Regions from separate parts of the Homo sapiens genome. Here region 1 is linked to region 2. A link is a contact called in ENCODE Hi-C or POLR2A ChIA-PET data. All regions are on one chromosome and are shown on one strand. The core of a region is the stretch at or near the end of the contact, and the rest is flanking DNA. Distances in the headings are between cores, read along the strand shown.

What was found. Hi-C counts contacts between places; a loop is a spot of excess contacts on that map. ChIA-PET counts read pairs that join two places held with the same protein, here RNA polymerase II (POLR2A). Pooled maps may share reads with other maps.
Region 1: a map of heart right ventricle shows a loop between it and region 2 (3-fold over the local background). The contact joins two enhancer-like sites. A Hi-C loop is called at or near these places in 8 of 168 maps with a recorded cell type or tissue (B cell, CD14-positive monocyte, PC-9 and 5 more), 4 of 37 single-sample maps with no recorded cell type and 11 of 50 pooled maps. POLR2A ChIA-PET finds 5 or more read pairs at or near these places in 11 of 52 experiments (AG04450, IMR-90, K562 and 7 more).

The regions. Positions count from the first base shown.
Region 1 is chr11:78,346,777-78,352,549 of GRCh38, reverse strand. All of the region lies in intron 1 of GAB2 (GRB2 associated binding protein 2), which reads left to right. Among named protein-coding and RNA genes, the nearest start is that of GAB2, 68 kb to the left of the region's middle. Within about 2 kb of position 2,074, at least 17 of the 41 ENCODE cell types and tissues checked have a DNase peak (open chromatin) inside an H3K27ac peak, as active enhancers do; they include B cell and heart right ventricle, where a contact is called at or near this core.
Region 2 is chr11:78,309,300-78,315,415 of GRCh38, reverse strand. All of the region lies in intron 1 of GAB2 (GRB2 associated binding protein 2), which reads left to right. It overlaps LOC105369402 (a long non-coding RNA gene), which reads right to left. Exons shown (of 3, transcript XR_950343.4): 2 at 511-607. Among named protein-coding and RNA genes, the nearest start is that of GAB2, 110 kb to the left of the region's middle. Within about 2 kb of position 4,680, at least 17 of the 41 ENCODE cell types and tissues checked have a DNase peak (open chromatin) inside an H3K27ac peak, as active enhancers do; they include B cell and heart right ventricle, where a contact is called at or near this core.

The DNA.
Region 1 (5,773 bases), core at 825-3,324, 40 kb before region 2:
GAAGGGAGAAATGGCTATTTGGTCTCTCAGTGAGTGACCCAAAAAGTGTTAGGAGTGTCTGGTCTGCATCCTTTCAGCTTATCACATGCTTTCAACTTGCTAGGCAAGCAGGGCACAGACACGCCGAGCTGTGAAGCCCTGCTGAGCTCTGTCCTCTAGTGCCTTATGACGGGTTCTGTGAAGTCATCCTGCATGTAACGGGGATGACGTGGTATGAGATTTAAGAGCCTGATCCAGGCTTCTGGGAGTCGGCATCAAGTCAGCCTTAAAGCTAGTCCCCGTCTGACTTTGGCCCCCAGTTGTTTTGTGTGGTTGTGTGTTTTTGTTTGTTTGTTTGAGACGGAGTCTCAGTCCTGTTGCCCAGGCTGGAGTGCAATGGCGCCATCTCGGCTTACTGCAGCCTCCGCCTCCCGGATTCAAGTGATTCTCCTGCCTCAGCCTCCCAAGTATCTGGGATTAAAGGTGCCCACCACCACACTTGGCTAATTTTTTGTATTTTTAGTAGAGGCGGGGTTTCACCGTGCTGCCCAGCTGGTCTTGAACTCCTGACCTCAAGTGATCCTTCCACTTCGGCCTCCCAAAGTGCTGGTATTACAGGTGTGAGCCACTGCGCTCGACCTGGCCCCCCAATTCTTTTTAGAATTGGCTCTTGCTTGGTTCCTTTTGGTCAAGTCCCTGTCAAAGTACAAGTTTTTGTACTTTGATTCTTTAAAGACTCCCATTATTCTTTTCTCTCACCAGTCTCCTTGGAATTAGAGTCCTGGTCCTGGATTTGGGGACCAAACACTTGGAATTCTGCTGCCAGACTTCCAGTTCCCTATCTACTTACCTAGCTCCCTGCTTGTCTTCTCCCAGCAGTATGCTTTAGATGCTTGGCTTTCAGTAGGGAGATAGTGTCTAAAAATGTACAATGTGAGACTATTTCACGTAGAAATGGTAAATGAAGCACTGGGAGTTAATGAGATTATTGAAGGAGAAGATGTGAGAACGAAAGCTCATACCACCCCTCTACTGAATCAAATGAAGGGCATGGTCATTTGTGTGTTCATCTGTACTCTCCACAAGTACCATGAATCCCAGGCTGAGAATCAACAAAGACCTTATAAACAAAGACCCAGGGCCACCTGGGAATCCAGAGAGGTGCCTGATGAAAGGGATGACAGTAGCTCAGCTGGCAGAGCTCTCTGCCTGCATCCCCTGCCCCCTAGAGCAGTTCTGCTTTTACTTCTATGTTATGCTTCTATACGAAATCTTGTATGTAGAAATAAATAATTCCACTTATTAAAAAAAAAAAAGGCCACTGGGTAAATGATGCCGAAGGCCCCTTCTAATACTGAGAATGGGCTCAAGGGCTAGAATACAGGTACTAGGCTATGACATGTGAAACAGAAGTGTAGTCCTGTCGTATTTTAGGAGAAGGAACTCTGGCTCCCTTGTTCTCTGCATGGTTTTGAGCTGACAGTTGCCTCGGTCAACAGCTGGATACAGTACCCAATTGTTTGCAGCAAAAGTCCTGCGAGTCTGTTTCCTCTAAAAAGCTTCTTCCACGACTTCCTTCCCCCATCCTCCCAGGACAGAAGTGGACACAAGGGGGAATGTTTCAGTTCCCCTGTCGGGTTGTGTGTCTTCCTCTCAAACCACTGTTCAAAATGTCTAGGGAATTTTTATTTTCCAAAGTTGCTTACCGGAAACAACTTGGCAGAGCATAGTTTGGGGAGGAGGCTTTAGTTCAATGAGCACAAAAGCACATGTTCCTGTGGTGAATTCTTAACGTGTGTGAAGGGGAAGCAAAGGAGCTTTAGTAAAATTGCAGTTCAGGCTAAGTCAGGAATGGAAATGAGGAACAACCAGAAAACATCACAGTTTGTTTTAGAGCATTTAGTTCCTAACTCTCAATGACACACACTCAGGCTTATGGCTGAATTTCAGATTATCCTTGTATATACTTTTTAGAAGTTTTTATTTGGTATCATAATTTATAGTGTAACAATGAAAAGTCGCCTGGCTTTATAACAGATTTCAGAAAGTGAAACTTGGTTTCTGAGGAATAAACAGGCAGCAGAGCAATCCTCAAAGAGGAAGTGCATGAGAAACTGAGGGTTTAGGGAGATTATATTTGGTTAGAAACGCTGGGCCTTTGTTAAAAGTTGAAAAACCTGATCACTCCAGTCTTTGGAGGTTCTGAGGGAGAGCATGTCTTGCCAGAGTCTCACGGATGATTAGAGTTAATCCCGGCACCCAGGCCTCTTTACTTTTCCTCTGCAGTGTGGGTTCCCCTCCTGAGCTACCCGCTAGAGCCTAGTTTCCCAGGGTTTCTCTCTCTGGTCTGTTTTTGCAGCTCAAGCCATGTTCTCCTTGATCTGTTGGCCAGGCTTCAGGGGAGATGGACTACAGCTGGTCTGAAATAGGAAGACGGTAAATTTACTTAAACTTTCAGCATGACCCATTTGCCTAACTTTTTTTTCAATGTGATGAATGAAAATATAGACAACAGAATGTTTCACAAGACAGCCAACTCAAAGAGAATAAGAATGAGGACGTGTGCAATTTGCTTTTACCTTTAAAAAGAAGCATATTACAGAACCTCTTGATTGTCTTTCTTTTTTTTTTCTTTTTTTCTTTTTTTTACCTCTGTCATCTGTGATCCATTCGCCTGTTCAGCCAAGATATTTTGGCATTTTTACTCTGGGAAACCAGTGGGTGGGTGAACATGGAGGAGCCAAAAGTTAACAAAATACCAGCAAATGCTGGAGCCAAGTGAGAGGATTCTCCTCTGCTCCAGAAGCAGAGGTGTACCCCACCTCCCACTCTCCCAAGCTGCTTTGAAAAAGGCTGCTAAAACTCACCGACTTAAAAAAAATTTTTTAAAAGAAAAAAAACTCCCTGACTTGAGAGGATTTCTCAGTCCTGATGAAGGAAATCTCTAGCAGCTCTTCTTGTCCCTAGGCTATCAGGGCTTTTCCTTTCTGAGGATGCCCTAAGCACTGTAGGGAATAATAGCATTCGAAGGTAAGTTTATCTGGTCTGATGCCAGCATACATTGTTGAATCCAAATCTACCATTTACCATCGGGGTGACTTTCAATGAGTTCTTTAAACTTTCTGAGCCTGTTGTCTCATCTGTAATAGAGATAATAGTGCCTACCTCATCAAAAGTGTTAGAATTAAGTAAGATGATTTGTAACTTAGTACCAGACACCTCATTAATAATCAAATGTTTTTTGCAATACCACTCATTTTCTCACCAACTTCTATACAGCTTCCTGTTTTCCCAGTGATCGTGAGATATGGGAGGTAGTAGCTTGCTAACTTGTTTCCAGTGGCAGCAGGAGTGGCAAAGGAAATTACTTTTTTCCTTATCAACTTCAAAGGATAATTTACACACAGTGAACTATATCTGTGTACATTTAATGAGTCTCATAGGTGTCTGTCCGTACTCATGAAACAAGTACTACATTGAAGATGTAGAACATTGGCATCATCCCCAAAAGATTCCTCTTGCCCCTTTGCAGTCTTTCCCTTCCTTTGCCCTTAGCCCCAGGCAAGCACTCCTCTGTTCTTTGTCACTCTAAATTAGTTTGCATTTTATAGGAGTACAGTATGTACACTTTTTGTGCAGCTTATTTCACTCAGCATAGTGATTTCTGGATGTGTCCATGTTGTTGCATGTATCCATGTTATTGCTGAGTAGTATTCCATTGTGTGGATATACCACCTATTGATGGACATTGGGTTCTTTCTTGTTTCTGGCTCTTTTAAATAAAGCTGATATGAACATTCACTTGGAAATCTTTCTGTGGAGCATACATTTTCATTTCTCCCAGGTATACCCAGCAGTTGAATGGCTCAGTCATATGGTAGATACGTGTTAAACTTTTTGAGAAACTTCCAAACTGTATTGTTTTACTTTCCTATCAACAGTGTATGTGATTTCCAGTTGCTTTACAATCTCAGAAGCACTTAGTGTGATCAGCCTTTTTAATTTTAGTCATTCTAATGGGTTTATAGGTCATGGTATTCATTGTGGTTTTCATTTGTTTCCCTGATGTCTAGTGATGTTGAGCACCATGTGCCAACTGGCATTTTGTATACTATCTTCTTTTGTCTAGTATCTGTTCAAATCTTTTGCCCATTTAAAAAATTGTGTCATTTATCTTCTTACTGAGTTGTACAAGTTCCTTTTATGATCTGGATACCAGTTCTTTGTAAGATAGAAATATATTAAACATTTCCTTCAATCTGTGAAAACATGTGAATACAACTGATCCTTGAACAAAATGGGCTTGAACTGCATGGGTCCATTTATACTTGGATTCTTTTCAGTAAAAGTGACACTGAGTGTGCTTGCCTCTCCTGCCTCCCCTTCCTCCCCTTCTACCTCTTCTGCTTCTGTCACTGCTGAGACAGCAAGTCTAACCTCTTCTTTTCCTCTTTCTCCTCAGCCTACTCAATGTCAAGATGAAGATAAAGACCTTTATGATGATCCACTTCCACTTAATCAATACTAAATACATTTTAATCTTCCTTATGATTTTTTTCTCTATCTTTACTGTAAAAATGCAATATATAATATATAACATACTAAGTATGTGTTATTCCACTGTTTATAGTAGTTAAGTTTCAGGGGAGTCAAAAGTTGTACATGGATTTTTGACTGCATGGGAGGGAGCCATCCCCTAACCCCCATGTTGTTCAAGGTTCAACTGTATGTTCTCCCAGTTTGTGTCATGCCCTTTCCTTCTCTTAATTGTATCATTTGAGGAACAAAAGCTTTGAATTTTGATGAAGCTTAGTTTTCAGTTTTTCTTTTATGATTTATGCTTTTTGTTTACTTAAAGGTCACAAAGATTTTTCTCCTATGTTTTCTTGTAGGAGATGTTTTAGCTTTTACATTTAGGTCTATAATCCAGTTCAAGTTAATGTTTGTATATGGTGTGAAGCAAGGGTTAACATGGGGATTATCTTTTAGGTAAGTGTCTATTATGTATCAGGAACTTTATTTCTCAAGAAATAAATGTTCTAAGATAATTATCCTTATTTTAATGATGAAGAAAAGAAGTCTCAGAAGTATTAACTTGTTCAAATCGTACAACCAAGGCTCAAGTCCATGATTGCCCAACTCCAAAGCCCATGTTCTTTCTACCTTATTATGTTGGCATTGTTTTCAATGTCAGTTTGGACCCATATAAAAACGCCCAGCTGTACCCTATGAGGAGGATATAAAAATGTGAGATGGTAGTTGACACTCGGAGGACATTCATATCTCCAAACCCAACCTTATGAAGTTGGCCACAGCAAGCATGTTGGAAACTAGAACCAGGGGTTTCATATCAAGCCATTTGCTTAGGTCTGTATCTCAAAAGCTTTAAATACAACTTTTTTTGGTGCCCTCTTGATAAGGAGTCTTATACTGAGCTCTTCTTCTCTTTTATAGCTGGTCCATCAGAAAGATTAAATTAAACGTTTGGCCACATGGACAGTTAATCCTTAGATCACCCAGTTGGATGGTTCATTCCTGCTATGTTTGGTTTGATTTTTTATTTTTGGAAAACAAATAGTGAGTCAGTCTGCTTTCCCTCCCTTTCTCTGCCTCACCACTCCTTCTGGATTCTCTTAGATGCTCTGGTCATACTAGGTAAACAGTATTTTTCTTAAAATTTTCCTTGAGCCATGACAGAATCATGAGAGAGCTCCCCTGGCTCTGATACTTAATGCCCCCCTCTAAAAAGAAAGGTCTATTTGAGGCTATTCACTTTTGTCATCTTGAAAGAGTC
Region 2 (6,116 bases), core at 3,431-5,930:
ATTTGTGTGATAGTCCTAGGATGTGTTATAATTACCTTATAGATGAGAAAACAGAAGGTGAAATATTCCTGAGGATCCCCTAAAAGCAGGCTTCTTGCTATCCTTGGCAGTTCAAAGACATTAAAAAGGGGGGAAAGCCATTTTGAAATAATGCGAGAAGAAGAGGGGAATAGACTGAGAGGAAAAGCAAAACAAAATAAAATAAGATTGGGATAGACAGCCAGCCGTGAGCAGAACTTTGAAGTGTGTTTATAATTCACTCAGAGACCTCCTCCCCCCTGCCCTTTTACTCTCCTTCCTTCTCTTACTCTCTCAATTAGCTCCTTCAGTTTGCTGTCTCTTCTGAAACTCTTTGAAAGCTTTTCTACAGTCTGTGTCCAGCCTGTTTTCTGAGCTTTATCTGCTGTCTCCCTCGCTGCCACTGTGAAGCTGTAATGGAGTCATGTTAGTTCTCACTGCTCCCATAGCAAGCCCTGCCTTTACAGACCACGTTCATTTTATTCACTTTACCTTTAATGTGCCATGGTCTTTCTCCAAGGCCTCTTGACGGTGGTGGCACCTCTTCACCTCTGCGTCCCAGTAGCATTGTGGCACAGAGGTGGCTGTTCTGTAAATGTGTCAAAAAGATGACTAAACCGACAGTTTTTGTTCCTTTGCATAACCATTCCACATATGCAATATAGTCTTACCTTCCGGGATTTAAAGTAAGCATGTGACCTGGTCTCTGTCCACCAGTGATTGTAATCTAGCTGGGAGAAAGCAAGGTACTTCTATATACACTTGACACTTTAATATTCTGTATAACATGTTATACTTGTAACCTTCAGTGAATGACAGGGAAGACTTGTTTTATCTCCATTATATTAAGATACTAAAGCACAGCAAAGTTGGAGTTTGGCTGAAATCACATAACTAGCAGAAGATCAAGGTGGGACTTAAACCTAGGGGACTGACTTCAGGCAAGATGCTTAACCACTTAAAGCTACTCAGTTTGTTCATCTACAAAATGAGGATAATAGCGTCTACTTCCTAAGTGGTTGTATTAAAAATTACACCATGTGAGTGAAGAATTTTGGCATGTCATATGGGACGCAGTGCAAGCTGCTATTGTCTGTCTGTCTATATGGTGTTTTTTGTCACTGTTATAACACTTTCAGTGTATTACTTTGGAAAAGAGGCTTGCAAGTACCATCACAACGGTTTCTCCCTGGACTTTTGGAAATATTAATGGCCACTCCTGTTTTACATGCGAGCCCTATGTCAAGCACCTCATGTGATGCCTGCCTGACTCAGGGCTCAGTGAATGGTTCCTTTACTTCCCCTCCTGGCCTTGTGCTTTTATGGGTGAATTGCACAGGACTTGACACTCCCACATCCAGAGGCTAACTAGCTGAATAACCCAGCTAGAACTAGAACTTAGAATTCTGCCATGTTTTTCAGACTGTGTCTTCTTTTCCATTACTCTTTCTGTAGTCTTTCATGTGCTCTCTTCACATTTTTTTGGTAGGTGGATTTAAGTTGGTAGGATCACTGAGGCATAGTAGAAGCTAATCTGTACTGATACCTTATTTTCAATTTGTAGAGGCCCCAGGGCACTTGTGTGATAAATGGTGCTATGTAAATTAAAATGCAAGTAAGGGTCTCTTCAGTGTTTCTTAAATTAAGTTTATTATATGTGGTAATTTGCACCTAGAGGCTTTTGTTGTTATTTGTTGTAGTGACTATGGCAGTAATGAGCCTGCTCCCAGAAAAGCTTGGCACATGCCCCATAGACAGTTTATTTGCATTTGGCTGGACTCCATGGTGTACCCTGAACAAATGAATCAGCCTATTGGAGGGGTGGAGAAACTGAATCATAGGGAGGCTGTGGGTCTTGCACATGATCCCTGGTGATCCTGAGGTGGGGCAATACCAGAGTTCTATGTCCTGTTCCTAGCTGGATTATTCCTTAGCCTCAGGATTTGGGAGCATCAAGCACCTTGCAGTTCACCCTTAAAAGCACAAAGCCAGGAGGGGAAGTAAAGGAACCATTCATTGAACCCTGAGTCAGGCATCATATGAGGTGCTTGACATGTAAAACAGGAGTGGCCATTAATATTCTCAACAGTCTAGGATTCGGATTCAGTCTTTGCTTTATTGTGGTAGGTAACGCTGTTTATCTGGCAGCTGCATTGATCCAAACCATGTGAAGAACTGAAAAAAAAAGTGCTGGGAAAAAAAAAGCTTTAGAGTGATCCCAAAGAATACACTAAGGCTTATACACATCAGATTCTCGTGACAACCTTATGAACAGAGCAAGTGACACCTTCTTCATGAATCTTAGCCCAAGGAACTTGCCTGAGATGTGGTGATCACACAATAAATAGCAGACCAAGGACTGATAGATCACCACCCAGAGATTCTCTAAGAATTAACATGAAACAGTATATCATGTTTTATATTACACACACACACAAACACATATTTTTTAGTTCCCGTTTCTGCCACCCTTGATGGGAGTTGAGGACACTAGATCTGAGAAGTTTCAGTACTTTTCTGAGACACGTGGGGCAGGTCTTGGTGAGCAAAAAGAGCCCAGAGGACAGAGTCATAAGTCCTTGCTTTGTCGATTTATAACTTTATATCTACAATTAAGTTACTTAACCACTTCACCCTCCCAGTTTCTTCATCTTTAAAATTGGATAATAGGCCAGGCGCAGTGGCTCACGCCTGTAATTCCAGCACTTTGGGAGGCTGAGGCAGTTGGATCGCCTGAGGTCAGGAGTTCATGACCAGTCTGGCCAACATGGTGAAACCCTGTCTCTACTAAAACTACAAAAAAAATTAGCGGGGCATGGTGGTGGGCACCTGTAATCCCAGCTACTCGGGAGGCTGAGGCAGGGGAATTGCTTGAAACAGCGAGGTGGAGGTTGCACTGAGCTGAGATCGTGCCACTGCACTCCAGCCTGGGCGACAGAGCGAGACTCCGTCTCAAAAAATAAATAAAATAAAATGGGATAATAATAGTAACAACTCACAGGATGTTGTAAGGATGGAATGAACTCTTATATGTAAAGTGCTTAGGAGAGTGCCTGGCCCAAAGTAACTGTATTTTGTTTTTGTTGTGGTGGTGGTGGTGGTGGTGGTGGTAAAGACCACACAGCTTGGAGAAACCCCAGAATCTCCCTCTTGTTTTCCTCTTACTTTCTTATTGAAGAACTGTAGGGAAATTACCTTTTTTTTTTTTTTTTAAACTCCACAGGTCATGCTGGCTCAGAGTTTACAGTAAACACCAGGAACATTCAGTTGGTTGTGCCCTCAGTTCAGGGCATCTTATGTAATGTGCTGCCCTGTGACACAGACCTAGAAAAAGGGCTGTTTTCAAGCCTAGACATGGGAGGAAGGTTGGTATTCTTCGTAATTTGCAGCAAGGCATGAAGCTGATGTCTATCACTACAGCCAGCCCTGGACGGCATTGTTTGTTAGGTAAAATTGTCGGTAGAACTCTGCTCTGCCTCTTACCTGTTTCTCTCACCCCATCTCAGGGCCTCAGGGCTCTGGCCTCTGTATGACCTGGTGGGATTGAGCTTCTGTAGGCACCTCTTCTTGCCCACAGCCTCATACCTAACTACCGCCTCGCTCCAAGTCCAGTTGTCTCAGGCTTTCTAGGTGTCTTGCTACTCTGGTAAACTAATTGTATCTTATGTATTTATGGAAAGAATTAATGAATAAACAAATGCATGGAGGCAATTTAAAAGCAATATAATAAGCAGTACCAACACCACTGCCTGGCCCACAGCCTGGCACGCAGAGGCTTTTGTTGTTATGTTATAGTGGCTCAGTGAAAACTTATTGAATAATTTATTACTTTTGGTGTAATGCATTTACTATCCTAACCGTATGTTTGAAGCCCAGTTCAAATGCTCTATCCTTTGTTGAACTGTTCTTATATCAAATAAAAATTCTTCCTTTTCTGTAATAGAACTTTATAGGAAAGTTTATATATATAATATTCTTTAGGGAAAGAAAAAAAAACAACCTTTATATTACCTTACTTGATTCTTGTAACAACCTGGTTAGGATTATCATCTTCATTTTATAATTGAAACTGAGGCTTAGGTATATGAAAGAGCTCATTTTTATGCAGCTCTTAAGTAATGAAGCTGACCCCAAAACTTACTTTCATGTATATAAAATGTACCTAATAAGTGTTCAGTAAATATGGGGGGAAGAAAAAACTTACTTTCATTTAGTAAATTATTTTTACCTCAGTACATTATATAGGCAGATGTATATTTTATGAAGTTGTGCCCATATTTTAGCTTCCCCACTAGAACAGAAGCCCTTTTGATCTGAGAACTGTCCCATCTTGTTGCCTCTGCTTCCCAGAGCTTCACACATAATAAATGTTTGAAAGTAAATTGCTAATTTTAACAGGGTTCTTCAGTGGCAGAATTTCATACAAAATCATTGTAGTGAAAGAAAAAACCTTTAGTAAGGAGACAAATCAAACTTTTTTCCCCTGTGTAGAGAGCTCCCTAATGGGTCTTCTTATTTTTTTAGAATGAACTGTAGGACATACCCACAAGGGTACTCTTTCTGATGGGTGATACGAGGCTCAGGGTTTGTGGCAATGAACTTTGCTCTTTCCCACACCTGAAGCTGCAGCTGTAACACACATCAGAGACTGAAGGACAGTGGCGCTGGAACACGACCAGGCCTGGGCTGCGGTTCGCCTTGGTGAACTGAGATTCATCACTATTAATATCTGAGTTTCCATTAATAACCCTTTTCACTGTGAGCTCATTTAAATCTTCTGTTCTCTAAGCTATTTTTAACCACACATTCTTGGGCCTGGGCCTGGTTCCCGCTTACAGATCATAACTTTCATTTTGATTTTTTTTTCTTTTTTTTTTTTTTTTTGAGACAGAGTCTTGCTCTGTCGCCCAGGCTGGAGTGCAAGTGGCACGATCTTGGCTCACTGCAAGCTCCGCCTCCCAGGTTCACGCCATTCTCCTGCCTCAGCCTCCCGAGTAGCTGGGACTACAGGCGCCCACCACCGTGCCCGGCTAATTTTTTTTTTTTTTTTTGTATTTTTAGTAGAGACGGGGTTTCACCGTGTTAGCCAGGATGGTCTTGATCTCCTGACCTCGTTATCCAACCGCCTTGGCCTCCCAAAGTGCTGGGATTACAGGCGTGAGCCACCGCACCCGGCTCATTTTGGTTTTTGTACTTGCAGAAATAATAGGAATTCTGCCCAACCCCTCACTCCCTCCACCCCCACATTTCTCAGAGGCGTGTATTGAAATTGTAGGTGGGACAATTCTTTGTTATGCGAGATTTTATCCTATGCATGGTTTGAGGTTAATATACCTGTCCTCTGCCCTCTAATGCCTGTAAGGCTTTCCAATCATTGTGACAACTTACCCCACCACTGCCACCACCACACACACAGGCGCGCGCGCACACACACACACACACACACACACACACACACACACACACACACATTTCTAACCCTCCCCAAAGTGAACCGTACTGGGACTGATTGAAAGCCATTATAACCAGACACCTCTCTCTGCCACCCTTGATCTCTCTCTGTTGACTTGAGTCCCTATCCAAGGTAGAACTAGGAAACAGGATGTTACTCTCTATATCCTGAGAAAAGCAGCTTTTCTGTTTCCCCAGAGCTCTCCACTTTGTGAAATAGAGAAGCAAATTAAGATCTTGGGGATTGAACTGCTGAGACCAGTTGAATATCATTGTTGCTCTGTCAAGACAGGTTTTTTAAAAAAATATTAGCCAGGCATGGTGGCATGTGCCTGTAGTCCCAGCTACTCAGGGGGCTGAGGTGGGAGGATCCCCTCAACCCTGGGGAGGTTGAGGTTGCAGTGAGCTGTGATCATGCCACTGTACTCCAGCCTGAGCGACAGACTGAGACCCTGTCTCAATTTAAAAAAAAAAAAAAAAAAGGCAGGGGGCAGGGTTTAACCACAAGATTTTATTCTCTTAAAATTACATGAAGGCTGGGGAGGGGGACAGGGACTGGGGAAAGGCTGTTAGTTAGTATGGAATTTCTTTTTGGGTGATGAAAATATTCTGGAATTAAATAGTGGTGATGGTTGTACAACCTTGCA